Regions from separate parts of the Homo sapiens genome. Here region 1 is linked to region 2. Evidence: read pairs that join two places in POLR2A ChIA-PET (ENCODE). Cell type or tissue: HepG2. All regions are shown on one strand. Links, peaks and the distances in the headings refer to the core of each region. The heading gives the core; the rest is flanking DNA.

Region 1 (8,343 bases), core at 24-8,023, 60 kb before region 2:
CAATTCTAAAGAATGGAATACTTAGACTCAGTCTTAAAAGTATGAGTCAAAAAGGCCTACACACAGCTATTACTGCAAGCTATTTCTGATAAATACTAAGAGAAAAACTAAGAAGGTGAGGTTGATTTGAGGATAAGTTCTCTGATATAAACAGGATAATACTTAAATAACATTCGGTTCTTCTTGGCCTAATACCCACATTCAAATTGTTAGAGATGGAAGAATAGACCATGTGGCATTTGTCTCAACTGTTTATTGTCTGGAAATATGCCTCCCAAAAGACCTCCTAATAATAAAGAAGACATACTCTTGCAGAAAGCTGAGAGCTCAGGTTTAAGTCCTTGCAGAAAATGTGAAATTTCTTTCAAGCTTCCTTTTTAAAAGAAAGGTGACATTACAGTTTTTTTCTCAGTATATGATAAAGGCAACAAAGAAAAAAATTTGGATTATGAAAACTCAATTCAATAGTTTATTGCTTTTTGGTAAAACATTATATTTACATTAAAAGTTTTTAAGTTGCCAGTGATTTTACTAGAATTATTTCTAGGTTGTAAGCCTGAGACACATTATAAAAGTCACCTTTAATTAAGAACAAACAAACAGAAAAGGAACAGGACCCATGAAGAAAACAAGTTGGCCTAAAAAGTTGGAAGAAATTTGAAAGAAGTCATACCTCCCCTCAGACGGATGAACTTACCCTTCTCCTGTGAGAGCACAGCAGGATTGAATGTGCCATGGATGATCCTTAATTGAACTAAGGGTGAGGTATTTCGAGATTTCAGCTGCTGTCATACACCCTTTCATATCCTGTTTATTTGCAAAGATAAGGACTGCAGCCTTCCGTAAATCCTGCAATCAAGACAAAATATTTCTAATATGTGAAATACCACAATTTAAATTTACCCAGCTGAACAGTTATAATGAAGTGCTTCTACTTTAACATAATCGGGCACTAGTATTTAACATAAAAATAATCTCAAATACCCGTAATTTCATTATTCATTCCAACAGATTAATATTAAATAATTATTTTTTATTTTTGAGTCGAACTGGTCAAACTGAAAAAAAAAAATACACCTGAATTTTAAATACTGACTCAAAAATACATAATTAATATTCTAATAGGCAAATATGGTAGTATGTTGCCAAATACTAGAGTTTATCCAAAACTTAAGAGTACTGGTGGTGGGAGCTGGGCAATACTTATTACTTACTAGTCTTTGTATAACATAAGGTCATTGGTTAATATTCATTTCAGCATTGTTTATACTATGAAAACATTAGAAGAATAGATTGTGATATACTCATACTGTGGAAAACTATACAGTTGTTAAAAGGAATGAACGAAAGCAGTACATATTAAGATGGATAATCAGAATATATTATCATGGATAAGTCACAATGTTGTACAAAAAGAGCAAGATTCAGAAAGATATATATTATATAGTATAAGTTTGAAAAACATGGAATACAGGCCAGGCACAGTGGCTCACACCTGTAATCCCAGCACTTTGGGAGGCTGAGGCAGGCGGATAACGACATCAGGAATTCAAGGCCAGGCTGGCGAAGATGGTGAAATCCTGTCTCTACTAAAAATACAAAAATTAACCAGGCGTGGTGGCGGGTTCCTGTAATCCCAGCTACTCGGGAGGCTGAGGCAGAGAACTGCTTGAACCCAGGAGGCGGAGGTTGCAGTGAGCCAAGATCGCGCCACGGTACTCCAGCCTGGGCAACAGAGCAAGACTCCGTCTCAAAAAAAACAAAAACAAAAACAAAAAACAAAAAAAAAACCTTTCAGTTATTGAAACTTTTGGGGAAAAGACCCTTAAGTTTTCCTTTTGCTTATCTCAATTTATCAGACTTTTAAAGGCATGCTTAAGTAACTTTAGCTTTGAAAAATTTTTACAATAACAGTAGTAATCTACAAATTAATGTGTTAGGGTTTTTTAAGTTTGAAAAAGTAATGAACATTTTTTTTTACCTCAAGACTTTCATCAGTTTAGTACATAAAGTTGTGTTAATCATAAAATAGCCAACATCATATCACATTAATCTTTGCAAAAAAGCAAAGGCAACGTACAGATACTTTACTACACTGTTTTTTAAAGATTTACTTTAAAAATTTACCTCATGAGCCAACATTCTGTATAATTCTTCTTTTGTAATAGCTAGTCGTTCCCTGTCAATGCTATCAACAACAAGAATGATGAACTAGAAGAAAATTAAAAGGAAAGACAGAAAATTGAATGGGATGCTGAAAAGTTTTCTGTAAAACTACTCAAGTAATCTAAGTACTTTCTCTACATGGCATCATCATTACTATAAAACATCTACTGCTTTTTCACCATAAACAGCTTTTATAATACTGAACCACATCAAGCAGTAAAATCCAAATGTTAACAGTAAGAAAATAACTCATAGCTTCAACAAATAAAAACTGTGCCCCACTTGTTTTATTTTAAGTGATGCCCGAATACATAATACTATGATTTGTTTTCAAATGCTGGTAGTAAAAAGCAATTTTTGAAAAGAAACTTACACTAATTTCAATAATATTTTTCACTAAAACTTCAAAGTACTCCATTATCATTCATCTAAACAGTCAATAATTGCTTACTTGTGTATACCACAATCTCCTAACTCTTAGAAAGAAAAGCTAGTTTGAAAGAAAAAGATAAATGCATTTTAAAAATAAGACAATTTTATAAAACAGTATCCACCATAAATGCTCCAGATTGAAACATATATACTTAGGCATTATATACTGGAGATTCAGGTGAAATTAAATAAAGGCAAGACACCAGAAAAAAGAGGAGAAATCTGTTGGTAAAGCTATACATGAAAAAAGGGAGTTTGCATATTAAAAAATAAGAAGATATAGGCCAGGCATTGTGGCTCACACACATATAATCCCAGCACTCTGGGAGGTGAGGTGGGATGACTGCTTGAGCCCAGGAGTTTGAGACTAGCTTGGGCAACATAGTGAGAACCTGTCTCTCTACAAAAAATAAAAATTAGCCATGCACATAGTCCCACCTACTTGGGAGGCTAAGGTGGGAGGACTGCTTTGAGCCTAGGAAGTTGAGGCTGTACTGAGAATCATGCAACTACACTCCAGCCTGGGTGAGAGAGAGGCCCTAACTCATTTTTTAAAAAATGTGGGGGGTGGGTGAGGGGGAGGAGGAGGAGGAGATGGAGGAGATGATACAGCGAAAAAGCACCCTTAAGCTGAACACTGTATACAGAATAAAAAGTTAAGAAATGAGATGAAATGATGTTATTACAGCAGGAGATAGATGCAAAATAAACTGAGACATGAAGGGTAGAATTAGATTACAGAGATGACTTTAAAATTAGGGAAACAGGCTAGGTGCAGTGGCTCACACCTGTAATCCCAGCACTTTGGTAGGCCGAGGTGGGCATATCACTTGAGGACAGTTCAAGACCAACCTGGCCAACATGGTGAAACCCTGTCTCTATTAAAAACACAAAAATCAGCCAGGTGTGGTGGTGTGTACTGTAGTCCCTGCTACTTCGGAGGCTGAGGGAGGAGAATCCTTTGAACCTGGGAGGCGGAGGCTGCACTGCTCTCCAGCCTGGGTGACAGACTGAGACTCCATCTCAAAAAAATAAATAAATAAAAAACAAAAATAAATAAAATTAGGGAAACAGACAACTAATCTGAATATAAACTGAGTTGGGCTTAGAAGGGAATAAACGGAAAGAATGTCGCGTGGCAAAGGAGGAATCAACAGAATATGGGAAACAACTGTGAGTTAATGAGAGGAAGGTGTCAATAATTACTTAATACCTGTAACTTCTTGTATTATAATGGACATACTACCGCTTTTGGGGGACTCTTCCACGTGAAGAATTTTCAAAATGCAAAGTGACAGGCGCCACTGTTCTTTGTAGTAATTTTGATATTCTTGTAGAGATCACTTATTAAAAGAACGTTTCATGCAAATGGCATCAGTAATGGATATCTCTTTCTGGACCCATGCTAAGTCCTCCAGAGTTTCAGTCACTTCAAGAACTACCCTTTCGACACACTTTAAGTACATATGGATTCACTAGAATCAACTTTGACCTATTCATCAATGATAACTGCCCTTTTCACAGCTGGAGTTAACTGTGAGCTTAAAACTACTAACAGCTCTGATGTTTAAATTAATCATATGCTACAATGTCATTTGTCCCTTACTTTCTTTTCTTTTTTTTTGAGAGAGAGCGAGACTCTGCCACCCAGGCTGGAGTGCAGTGGTGCTATCTCAGCTCACTGCCACCTCCGCCTCCCAGGTTCAAGCGATTCTCATGCCTCAGCCTCTGGAGTAGCTGGGACTACAGGCACATGCCACCATGCCTGGCTAATTTTTGTATTTTTAGTAGAGATGGGGTTTTGCCATGTTGGCCATGCTGGTCTTGAACTCCTGGCCTCAAGCAATCTGCCCACCTCGGCCTACCAAAGTGCTGGGATTACAGAAGTGAGCCACTGCGCCTGGCCCTTCCCTTACTTTCTAACTTATTCTAGTTTCAGAACATTATTTTACTGTATAAATGTATAAGCTACCCTTTAACTATATTATTTGCTTACAGCTTCTGCATACCCAATAAAATAATTCAGTGCTACCACAAGTTCTGATTATCTATGATACGCCATCTTTGTTTACTTACACGTTGCATTGGAATATATACACACATACACACATGCTATTATAATATAAATCTAGAACAATACATGTTTTTTAAAGAGGCAACTTTGTTCACCAAAAATTATTCATATTATATCCTTTTCTACCTCTTCCCTTCCAACTCCAATTTTTTTTTTTTTTTTTTTTGAGATAAGAGTCTCGTTTTGTCACCCAGGCTGGAGTGCAGTGGTGCCACCTCGGCTCACTGCAAACTCTGCCTCCTGGGTTCAAGCGATTCTCCTGCCTCAGCCTCCTGAGTAGCTGGGGACTACAAGTCTGCCCCACCACGCCCGGCTAGTTTTTTGTATTTTTAGTAGAGACGGGGTTTCACCTGTGTTAGCCAGGATGGCCTCAATCTCCTGACCTCATGATCCACCCGCCTCGGCCTCCCAAAGTGCTGGGATTACAGGCGTGAGCCACCGTGTCTGGCCCAACTCCAATTTTTAAAAGGTTTCATTTTAGAAAAAAATAATTGGTTAGGTGTACTTCTTTGCAAAGAACAATTAAATGGATGCAATTGTGAAATCATACTATCAAGGATAAATCTCTCTAAACTACATTGAATGGCTTTTAAAAAAATCTGCCTCTAATAAGAAATAAAAGCAGAAATAGAACATGAATATATCCAGGTTTGTTCCCCAAGTTAGCTCTGAACTCATAAGTGGCAGAGAACTTTGAGAGATGATTTGCAAATCTACTTTTTTCTAATTAAAAAAAAATCTACCAACATTTTGAATGTTCATGGTATAAAAAATTTTTAAATTAATAAAATATTTTATTCCTCCACCGGTCAGGGTCTCTTAGAAAGTTGTGAGATCTTGGGGAAACCTACATAATATCTCCACGTGTCAGATCTCTCCAACCCTGGAGACATGAAAATCTTGTGAAGATGAATGGAGAGAACCTGGCCAAACAGTAAGCACTCAAGTAATAATAGCTCCAAACAATCTTTCTATTTGCCTTTTCTTTTATTCGAAAACCCAAATTCTTAAGTCTCATTTATGAAATTTTTATTTATTTATTTTTTAAAAAAAGGAAACCCAAATTCCCTACAAAAAAGGATCTTATTAAAAGGCCGGCCACGGTGGCTCAAGCCTGTAATCCCAGCACTTTGGGAGGCCAAGGAGGGTGGATCACGAGGTCCCGAATTCAAGACCAACCTGATCAATATGGTGAAACCCCGGTCTCTACTAAACATACAAAAATTAGCCGGGTGTGGTGGCACTCGCCTGTAATTCCTGCTATTTGGGAGGCTGAGGCAGGAGAATGGCTTGAACTCAGCAGGCGGAGCTTGCAGCGAGCCAAGATCACTCCACTGCACTCTAGCCTGGCGACAGAGCAAGACTCCGTCTTAAAAAAAAAAAAAAAAAAGGCAACTGTCAATACGCCCAGGTGCAGCCTAATTACTTTCTATGTTTACTCTAGGGACCTTTGGATTAAAATTCAAAATTCATCTTAGCATACCTCTGTATTTGAGTAATATGTGTTCCAGGATGATCGCAGAGACTCCTGACCACCAATATCCCACATAAGAAAATGAGTGTTCTTCACAACTATTTCTTCAACATTGCTTCCTATGGTTGGAGAAGTATGAACCACTTCATTCATTAAGCTGTTGAAAAACAGACACCGTAAAAGCTCTTGTAAATCTTGAGAATCTGAAGCAACTTTTATCTCTGTATTTTTAAGATCAATCAACCTTCTGCACCAATGATGGTGATCATTAGCATGAAAATTATAAACCTGGAGAACACTTGCGCAAATCAATATCTAGATAACAACTCCAGAAGAAAGACTTGTTTCTTGTTTGTTTTTTTTTTTAACGGAAGGAATTGCAAGCTTGATGGAAAAGAAAGGAAACAGTGTGGTGTGAATTTGCATTTCTGTGGCCAAAAATTCCAATACCACCATGCCCTGTTATCAGTTAGATAAGACCCAATGTCCCATGCCATCCTGAAAAGCAAGTTTCTAGGTGATTGCAAAATAGCAAATATTGGATAGCAGGCTATCTATAATTTTGAAGACTGTCTAAATTGAGACTTAGTCACAAAAATTAATTCAGGCATATTAATCTAAAGTAGTCCTAAAAAGATGACCATGGGCAAGTAAAAATTTAAATTAACTATAGATATATTTAGAAGGCCAGGTGTGGTGGCTCACACCTATAATTCTAGCACTTTGGGTGGATCACCTGAGGTCAAGAACTTGAGACCATCCTGACCAACATGGTGAAGCCTCGTCTCTACTAAAAATACAAAAATTTGCAGGGCGTGGTGGTGGGCGCTTGTAATCCCAGCTACTCTGGAAGCTGAGGCAGGAGAACCGCCTGAACCTGGGAGGTGGAGATCACGCCATTGCACTCCACCCTTAGAAACAGAGCAAAACTCTGTCTCAAATATGTGTGTGTGTGTGTTTGTGTGTGTGTGTATATATATATATATATATTTAGAATACTGATGCTCATACCCCTCGTATTATCATAATCATTGGTAAAGCTACATTAATCAATTAATTCAACAAATATGCCCTTGCCAGTAACATGTCACTACTGTGTTGGAGGAGGCTTGCAATTCTCTTGGGTTTTATGTATATTTTTGAAGCCATGTGTAAAATTATTTCAACAAAGATGACAGGTTTCTGAAATGTTTATATGTGATGTTTAAAAGCTAATTCATATTTAAACACATAATCACCAATGAATGAAAATGTTTTCAAGAGAAACAAGTAGTTGTTCAACTCTGAAACAACAAACTTTAAGTCAGTAGCTTTTTAGCAAAGTAGCTGAAAAATGCGTTAATCACTGGCTAATGAAGTACTTCTGGTGAGCTGATGGCTGTCTTCTAATGCAACATGAGTGGGAAGAGGTAAGAGCCACACAATGGGGCAAAGAACTGTAGAACTATTTTGTTAAAGTGCCTGGTAGATCCACTTCTACTGCTTAATACTATCATTTCATTGGCATTGAAAGGATAATGGAAGGTACTCTGACAAGTGGAATGATGAGCTGTGAAAATTTCCTAAGGTATTAACAGATTTCTCTGAAAGTCTCAAGACTCTCCCTCTTGCAAGCTACTACAGCAATATTTTCAGGAGTGATCACATTTCTTTTGACAAGTCTGGCTATGTTAAAAAATTCCAAAGCTATTAGTCAGGAGGGTAGCAATGGCTTCCTAGAGCTATCAATTTATTTACATAAACCCAAGTGGGGTAAGAACTAAGTGAAATCCACTTTATCACCTCACCCCAGCACTTCTAATATGCGCTTTATTTATTTAATATTAATTTCTTTCTTTCGAGGGCAGAAAACAATAAGTGTTTGTGAAGGGTTTAGCAAATGTTTATTTCACTCACTTTTCTATAGATTGTGTTCGGTAAAATTAAAAAAACAAAAAACAAAAAACATATATTTAAGTTTTTCCGTCATTATTATAATGCATCTCTTATTAATTGTAAACACATTAGTTTCAATAACTAGTGAAAACTGTTTAATAAACACCCATACTTACAATTGGTAAAGAATGGTGGTTTTCCCTGCATTATCCAGTCCCACTATAATTACTTTGTGTTCTACAAAAAGAAAGCAAATCATAAACATTTAACACTACTGCATTACTGCAATTACATGCTTTCAACAATGATTATTAGTTAGCTC
Region 2 (8,343 bases), core at 26-8,025:
AGAGATCACCGATCTAGCTCAAATAATTTTCACGATTCTTCTGCCAAAGTATAAATCAGTGTAATCTGATTTTCTTCTTTCTCTAGTTATGAAAGCTGGAGATGTTATTTCTGTATACTCTGATATTAAAGGAAAATGTAAGAAAGGAGCCAAAGAATTTGATGGAACAAAAGTATTTCTTGGAAATGGGATTTCTGAACTAAGCCGCAAAGAAATCTTCAGTGGATTACCTGAACTGAAGTATGTCATCAGGTGCTTTGGGGAAATCAGCATCCTTTTTGTGGGTCAATGAAAATTAAAAATAATGTAAAATGTATCTAGTTGCATTATATGAAATTTTTTTTTTTGGTATAAATCCAACTGGAAAAAAATTGTTTAAACCCATATTTCCATGATGTTTGGTCAAAAAGGGTAACTGATCAAATTAAAGAGCCTCATTAAGCAACCAGTTACATTTTAATTGTCAAATAATTTTACTTGTCCTTCTGAATTTTATTTTTTTCAAAATATTTTGCATCTTTGAAAAACAGTGCATTATGATGGAGAAAGAATTAGATGATCTATCCAGATCATTTTTAACGTTCTTATTTGTCAGAAAAAGTTTGATTTTAATATAAATTAAACATATTTTTTAATTAAAAATAAATTTTACCAGAAACCTAGCACTCACATGAATATTTGTGTTTAAAAATGAATGTTTAGGTTTGTTCAAACTAAATTAAAATATAGTCTGTTCTAAATCATTCCTGGTTGCTAGTGGCCCTAAATAAATTGGTGGAAAAATCCAGGCTCTTATTTTACTTAGTTTTTTCAGGCTTTTTGAGTTCTGTGGACAGCTCCATTACTCCAAAGTTCATGGCTGACATAGACATGCTGAAAGCTGTGAATTTCTCCCTTTAGAATTGGACGATATCCCTAATTGGTGGAACAGTTTTTCATGTTGCAACAGTTTGGGTTTGTAATTGAAATTCATTCGTTCTTCTGAAGAAGTTGACTGTTGGATTCCCTAGATCTAGGTAGCAGCACTTTCCAAATGGCCAAGAACAAAGATTTTATTCTTTTTAGAAGGCTTCATGAATATAAAGATTATGTGCATATATCTGCTGTGTTTATCTTTGGACCTGTAATTGGTAATTGATATTTTGACTGCCTCCATTAGTTCATTGTTAATGGTATACTTTTCATTCTTTTAGGTTATTTGATGTTGTTCCAGTTATCGTGCTGAATAATGTTTTCTGAACAATGTTCTGAATAATTTTTTGTTGGTGGAAGTTAGGAGGCAACCAACTTTCAGCCACCCTTTGGCCGGGCGTGGTGGCTCACTCCTGTAATTCCAGCACTTTGAGAGGCCAAGGTGGGCGGATCACTTGAGGTCAGGAGTTCGAGACCAGCCTGGCCAACACGGTGAAAGCCCATCTATACTAAAAATACAGAAATAAGCTAGGTGTGGTGGTAGGTGCTTGTAATCGCAGCTACTCAGGATGCTGAGGCAGGAGAATCGCTTGAACCCGGGGGGTTGCAGTGAGCCCAAGATTGCACCACTGCACTCCAGCCTGGGTGACACAGTGAGACTTCAGAATTTCAAAAAAAGAAAAAAAAATTGGTTTTTAAACTCAATTTATTCAGTTATACTGTTGGAAGTTTTGTCTCTTCCGGTGGAAGAAGCAGGCTGCTATAACAGAAATGCTACATGTACACCCTGTTTCTTATTTATATTCCTTAAAAAATTTTAAACCAACACAACTAATGGTACAATTGCTATTCAGTTAGTGAATTTGAGTCCTTTGCTTTCTTGAATTCCAGGTGGGTTGAATCATTCATAGATTCACGGAGGCAGATTAATTTACTAACAGACTGTGTTAACATACGCAATCTTGTACTTTGCATTATTATATGGAGATATGTGGCTACAAAAGTATTTTTTAAAGAAACATGTAATCTCATACCTGAATAATAATTGGCTTAAATTATTCTTCGTTATGTTAAGTTCAGTGATTTATAGCACTCACTTGTTCTGGTAGGCGTGGTCAGAAGGAGATAGTCGAAGAGCACCAGAATCTAAAGTAGTAGTTAGGAACTGAGTTAGGAAGACAGGCATGAACATTTTCAAGTTTCAGTATTTTTTAGAGGACTGGAGTCCTGCAAGTCAGAAAGTCATTTAAATTATGGAGTGATCAGACTATGGAATTCAAGATTTTCAATAATAGTTGTAGATTCTGGGTATTGATCAAGGTAAGAGTACCAGGTGTCACAACAAAGGACTGACTTTGCTTTTTTCTTTTAGAAATAGGGTCTCGCTCTGTCATTAAGGCTGGAGTGGTGTGATGAAAGCTCACTATAACCTTGAATTCCTGAGCTCAAGTGATCCTCCTACTTCAGCCTCTGAGTAGCTAGTACTATAGGCACATGACACCATGATCAGCTGATATTTTAATTTTTTTTTCATAGAAATGGGGGTCTTGCCATGTTGCCCAGTCTGGTCTTGAATTCTGGTCTCAAGCAGTTCTCCACCTTGGCCTCCCAAAGTGCTAAGATTATAGGGATGAGACGCCACACCCAGCCAGGACTGGCTTTCAAATGTGAGTCAGTGACATTTCAGAAGCTTCGTTTGTATATTTTCTGCTCAGGAGCAGGGGATATTTGCCTTGGAAGTGGATACAGTGGTTTGATTTGGTCCTGACTGGAGCAGCAACTGAGTTTTACCTCTGATTAAAAGTGTACATTCATGGATTTCAAGTGGTAAACAAATGAGTAAGGTAGTAAAGGGATGAGAAGAGGAAGAAAAGGAGTCAGCATTTATTGTATGCTAAATGCTGTTAGAACTGAGGGCGCCAGGCATGGTGGCTCATACCCGTTATTCCAGGAACTCCGGAAGCTAAGGCAGGAGGATCACTTGAGTCTAGGTGTTTGATGCCAGTCTGGGCAACATAGTGAGACTGTACACACACAGACACACACACACACACACACACACACCATAGTGAGACTCTGTCCACACACACACTTACCTGGCATGGTGGTGTGTGCCTGTAGTCGCAGCTACTGGGGAGGCTAAGTTGGGAGGATCACTTGAACCCAGTAGTTAGAGGCTGCAGTGAGCTATGATTGTGCCACTGCGCTCCAGCCTGCGTGACAGAGTGAGACCCTGTGTCTGAAAATAAATAAATAAAACCAACAACAAAACCGAGGGGAGTTTATAGTCATACCATTTCAGTAATAGTCCACGGGTATCTACTGACGTTATTTTACTCTAAAGACCAACATAAACTTATCCTGCCAACATTAGATAGAGTACACACCATCTATCTACACATGCATGTAGATGCATGTCTGCCAAGATCAACTCATAAACTGTTCCATAAGCTAGCTATGAACTTGTCTGCCATACTGCTTCTAAGACTTTATCTTTGCTCATCCTAATGGAGTCCTAATGGGACTCTCCTTGGATTGTACCCTTAAACTAGGTATAAGTTATGATTTTTAAAAAAAATTTTTTTAAAAATTTTATTTATTTGGGTGCTCGTTGCCCAGGCTGGAGTGCAGTGGCGGGATGCTAACTCACTGCATCCTCCAACTCCTGGGTTCAAGGGATCCCTCCATTTCAGTCTCCCGAGTAGCCAGGACTGACTACAGGTACACTCCACCATGCCTTTGTAATTTTTTAAATTTTATGTAGAGATGTTGCCCAGGCTGCTGTCAAACTTCTGACCTCAAGTGATCCTCCTGTGCCAGTCTCTCAAAGTGCTGGGATTACAGGCATAAGCCACTGTGCCGGCTTAAATCCTGATTTTTATACTTCCCTTTTAATGAGACTATACTTTTTTCTGTGCCGTCCTAATCCCCAGAACTCTTTGAATTTCTCCATGTTTCTCCTTTCGCTTGCTTTGTCTGCTTTGGCCTGACACACAAGGCCAGGCTTGGCTTTGTCTGACAGGATTTGCGTGTTCTTTCTCTGCTTCAGTAGCCTCTGACAACATCTCTGAGATTGTGATGTTTGTCTTGATGAGTCATTCTCCACCAGGCCATCTGAGTCCTGGCCCTTCCTGCTCTGATCATTTTCAATGCCACTCCTAAAATGGGACAAAGGTGGAAAAGGTTATCCTTGGGATTGTGTCAGTACCAGGCAATTATTCTATAAAGAGCTGACAGGAAGTAGTAAAGAATGAGGTGGTATTTGCTTTTTAGTCTGTTCAAATCTCTACAGAAACACATTTGTGCTTAAATGAAAAATTTATGTAACTTTTTCCTTTTTAGTTCTGATGGCTTCGTATTCTGCAGGTAAAAATTCAAAAACAATTCACAGGACTACTTTATGTATTTTGTTGTTTAATAAAAAGAGTTCTTTTTTTTTGAGACGGAGTTTCACTCTTGACGCCCAGGCTGGAGTGCAATGGCGCGATCTTGGCTCACTGCAACCTCTGCCTCCCAGGTTCAAGTGATTCTCCTGTCTCAGCCTCCTGAGGAGCTGGGATTACAGCTCCTCACCTGTCACCTGTCACCACTACAGCCTGTCACCACGCTTGGCTAATTTTTTGTATTTTTAGTAGAGACAGGGTTTCTCCATGTTGGTCGGGCTGGTCTTGAACTCCTGACCTCAAGTGATCCTCCCACCTCTGCCTCCCAAAGTGCTGGGATTACAGGCTTGAGCCAAAATAGTTCTTAAAAAGATAGAGCATCTTATGTTTGACAGGCTATTGGAGAACGTTTCTGGAAACATAGTTTGTATAGACCATGGAATTTATACAGACTAATGTTAGATTTCCTATTTTTCAGAGGCATGGGCATAAGAATGACAGAACCAGTATATCTCAGCCCTTCATTTGACAGTGTACTGCCCCGTTACTTATTTTTACAAGTAAGTATGTATAAAAGTAAAATATTTAGTGACATTGAAACATACATCAGTGAATTATTTGAAATCTAGGATATTTTAAAATTTAAGATTTTTTCTGTGGTCTACTTACATACACTGATCTACCTTTGGTTAAGCAGTAAGAAAAAACTTTACAAGCATTCTCCTTTCTTTTCTTTTTCTCATTTGATTTTTAAACTACTTTTTCTATCTTTCTTTGCCCAAAGGTGATTTAATAACTGATTAAAATGACTGCTTTCCATCTCAAAATACTAATCCCTGAATATTGCATGCATTTGATATACATGTGTGGTGTTCCATTAGTAAATCATTTGACTTGTTATAGTCTGCTGGTTTGGTAGTATTATTATAATTCACAATATAAGATGAAGTTACTGAAGAACAGATCTGTTAGGACTCTTGGCCTATGTCACACTCCTGGTAACTGGTGGTATCTGAACTCAAACCTAAGTCCAAATGTTGTGTGCTGCCCCACCTTCTCTGTCCAGTAATAATAATAATTATTATTATTATTTTGAGACAGGCTCTCACTCTGTTGTCTAGGCTGGAGTGCAGTGGTACAATCGTAGCTCACTGTAACCTCAAACTCCTGGGCTCAAGCGATCTTCCTGCCTTAGCCTCGCAAATAGTTGGGACCACAGGTGTGCACTACTATGCCCCACTCATTTTTTTGATGTTTTTGTAGAGATGGGGTCTCACTTTGTGGCCCAGGCTGGTCTCAAACTCGTGGCCTCAAGTGATCCTCCTGCCTTGGCCTCCCAAAGTGTTGGAATTATAGGTGTGAGCCACCGTACCTGGCCTTTGCCCAGTATTTAGCCCACAGACATTTTATGAATTCAGGGATTATTTCTGGTGTGAACAAACAGAACAACGGACGTTTATTATTATCTATTTGCACATTGGTGATGTTCTAACACATTAGGATATATAACCTAACATACAATTGTTTATGAATCATTTTGGGAATTTTCGTTTGCTAATTTTAGTTTCAGTGGAGTTTTTTTGTGCTTGTTTATTATGTAATTCATTTTCAAACACTTGTGTTCATTTGGCAACGTAGCCCTGAGTCATTGCTAGTGATACCTGCACTCCTTCCAGTTAATAATGTTTAATGCAATGTTAGTTTTCTCTTTGGTTTGACAGTACCTGCTCATCTCATAATTTACAGTGGTTTTTTTTTTTTTTTTTGAGACAGGATCTTACTCTGTCACGCAGGCTCGAGTGCAGTGGCATCATCTTGGCTCACTGCAGCCTTGACCTCCCAGGCTCAGGTGATCCTCCTCCCACCTCAGCCTCCTGGGTAGCTGGGACTACAGCATGCGCCACCGCACCCTGCTAATTTTTTGTATTTTTAGTAGAGATGGGGTTTTGCCGTATTGTCCAGGCTGGTCTTGAATTCCTGAGTTCAAGTGATCCTCCCGTTTTGGCCTTCCAAAGTTCTGGGATTACAGGCATAAGCCACCATGCCTGGTCATTATTTAGTTTTGACTTTATAAAAAGAGAAATCTAGTATAGTGCAGATTTTCTTTTTACACTTTTTTGCTATCTATAGCTGCACTCCTTCACCTTAAAATCAGTTTAATGATGACTTTATGAAATATTGTGAGTCATTTTGTGATTCATACTGTCCAGACTACCATAGAGCCATATTCTTTGTCACTGAATAGCAAGGGACATAAGAATTTCCTGCCAGAATGAAGCTTTTGCATCTGAGGGCAGAGTTTAACTTTTTGTCATTTCTCTAGTGAAAGCTGTTTTATTTCATGTAATCTATTTTGATGGCCAGTTTCTGATGGCCATTGAAACTTATAAGGGATGCTAATGGTAATCACAGCTAACACTGACTGCTTATTGTAGTCCATGTACTGAGCTGAGTGTTTTACATATATTATTTCATTTACTTCTTACAAACCTTCAATTTCATAGATAAGGAAATAGAGGCTTAGAAAAGTAAAGTGCATAGCCTGTAGTAGGTATTAGTAGTTTTTCAGTGATTAAAGGAGTAGTTTGTTGTGTGCTGCATAGGTAAAAATTTGCAGAGTCAAAATTTGCATTCAGGTCTTTCTGATTTCAAGCCTGTATTCTTGGCCCCATGCCAATGCTCCAGATGTAACCCTTGGAAGATCTGCATCTGAGTCACCAGCAGGGCCTTTTGAAAATGCAGTTCTTGGGTCCTAATTTAGATGTACTGAGTTCCAAGTTCAGGGGGTAAGGGCTTTAAGCAATTCATATATTACATTAAATTTCTCAGTTTCTTTGACGGTTTCCCAAAAACTCTGTGGTCAGTGTTTAGTTAGTTGATCTTTTTGTGTTATAACTTCCTTTTCAAGCTGGTTCAGAACTACCAGATTCTTAACTGGGTCTTACCTGATCCATAAAATCTAAATAGCTTAATTCAATGCAGACCAGAACCAGGTGATATTCATTTCTCTAAGGAAAATTTTGAAAGAATGTGCAGAAGAGTAAGTTTAAGAAGAATGTGGAATTTTAAAAATTGATAATTATCCTTGAATTTTTACATACATAATGATTCTCACAAATAGAACAAGTTTCACATTTACATATAATAGTAATATAAAACGCATTTGAAATGTTTCAAGAAGTTGCCTTTGTTTTCAGGCAAACATACTTGAATGCTTAAGTGACTATAAAGTGGATTAAATGACAGTCCCTGAAAGTACATCATGTGAGAGGCATCATCTAAATGAAAATGCTTTTCAATAGTGTTAAATCATTGCAATAGATGCTGATACTTTAATAATATATTGAAAATTATTTTTGCTTTTGTCAGTATCCATGCTTCTCTAACAGCTAAGAAGCTCTTGGTAGCCATAATTTGCAGTTTTCATTTTGGTTTCAGGGATTGATTAACTTAGATCTAATATGGAAGATGCCCAAGCCTTTCATAGGTCTCAGCCAACACAGGGAGCCTCATTATCCCACAAATTCTATAATTTAATAACACCGTTGACCAAGACTGCAGTGAATTTGTATGTATCAAATCACTTGAAAAACTTGTAATATGGGTACCTAGAGTCTATTCCTGGATTTTCTTTTTAATAAAGATTTTTTTTCTACTTCCTCTCATCAGGTTGAAAAGTTTTTATTTAAGAATAATTTCAGAATTACAGAATAGAATTTTAGAATTATAGATTTGCAAAGACAGTCATTTCTATATACCCTTCACCCAGTTTCTCCTAAGGGTAATATACTACCATGGTACATTTGATACAGCTTAGAAACCAACACTGGTGTGTTACTACGTTATGAATGTTAGGTACGTAGCTCCAAATGCTGTGAATATCACATTACCCTAAACTCCAACTGGTATTCAGATTTCACCAGTTTTTCTCATAATGTCCTATTTGTGTTCAGGATCCGATCCAGGATCCCACACTGCATTTAATCATGATGTCTCTTCTGGCCTGCGATAACTATCTTGCCTTGTTTGTAAGACCTTGACAGTTTTG

The links. Peaks named below come from ENCODE experiments on the same cell type or tissue, not always from the same donor. Only the 100,000 strongest peaks of a DNase experiment are listed, where the experiment ranks them.
Region 1: POLR2A ChIA-PET joins it to region 2 with 5 read pairs; 7 of 35 experiments call an interaction of 5 or more read pairs at or near these places.

Annotation. Positions count from the first base shown.
Region 1 is chr10:18,666,490-18,674,832 of GRCh38, reverse strand. ARL5B (ARF like GTPase 5B) reads right to left here. Exons shown (of 6, transcript NM_178815.5): 2 at 8,198-8,258; 3 at 6,156-6,303; 4 at 2,128-2,211; 5 at 698-849. Among named protein-coding and RNA genes, the nearest start is that of ARL5B, 11 kb to the right of the region's middle. In HepG2, for the core only: no CTCF peak of the experiment used is centred there; a DNase peak (open chromatin) is centred at 7,832.
Region 2 is chr10:18,606,357-18,614,699 of GRCh38, reverse strand. NSUN6 (NOP2/Sun RNA methyltransferase 6) reads left to right here. Exons shown (of 11, transcript NM_182543.5): 5 at 87-240; 6 at 4,774-4,855. Among named protein-coding and RNA genes, the nearest start is that of NSUN6, 41 kb to the left of the region's middle. In HepG2, for the core only: no CTCF peak of the experiment used is centred there; DNase peaks (open chromatin) are centred at 4,009 and 6,979.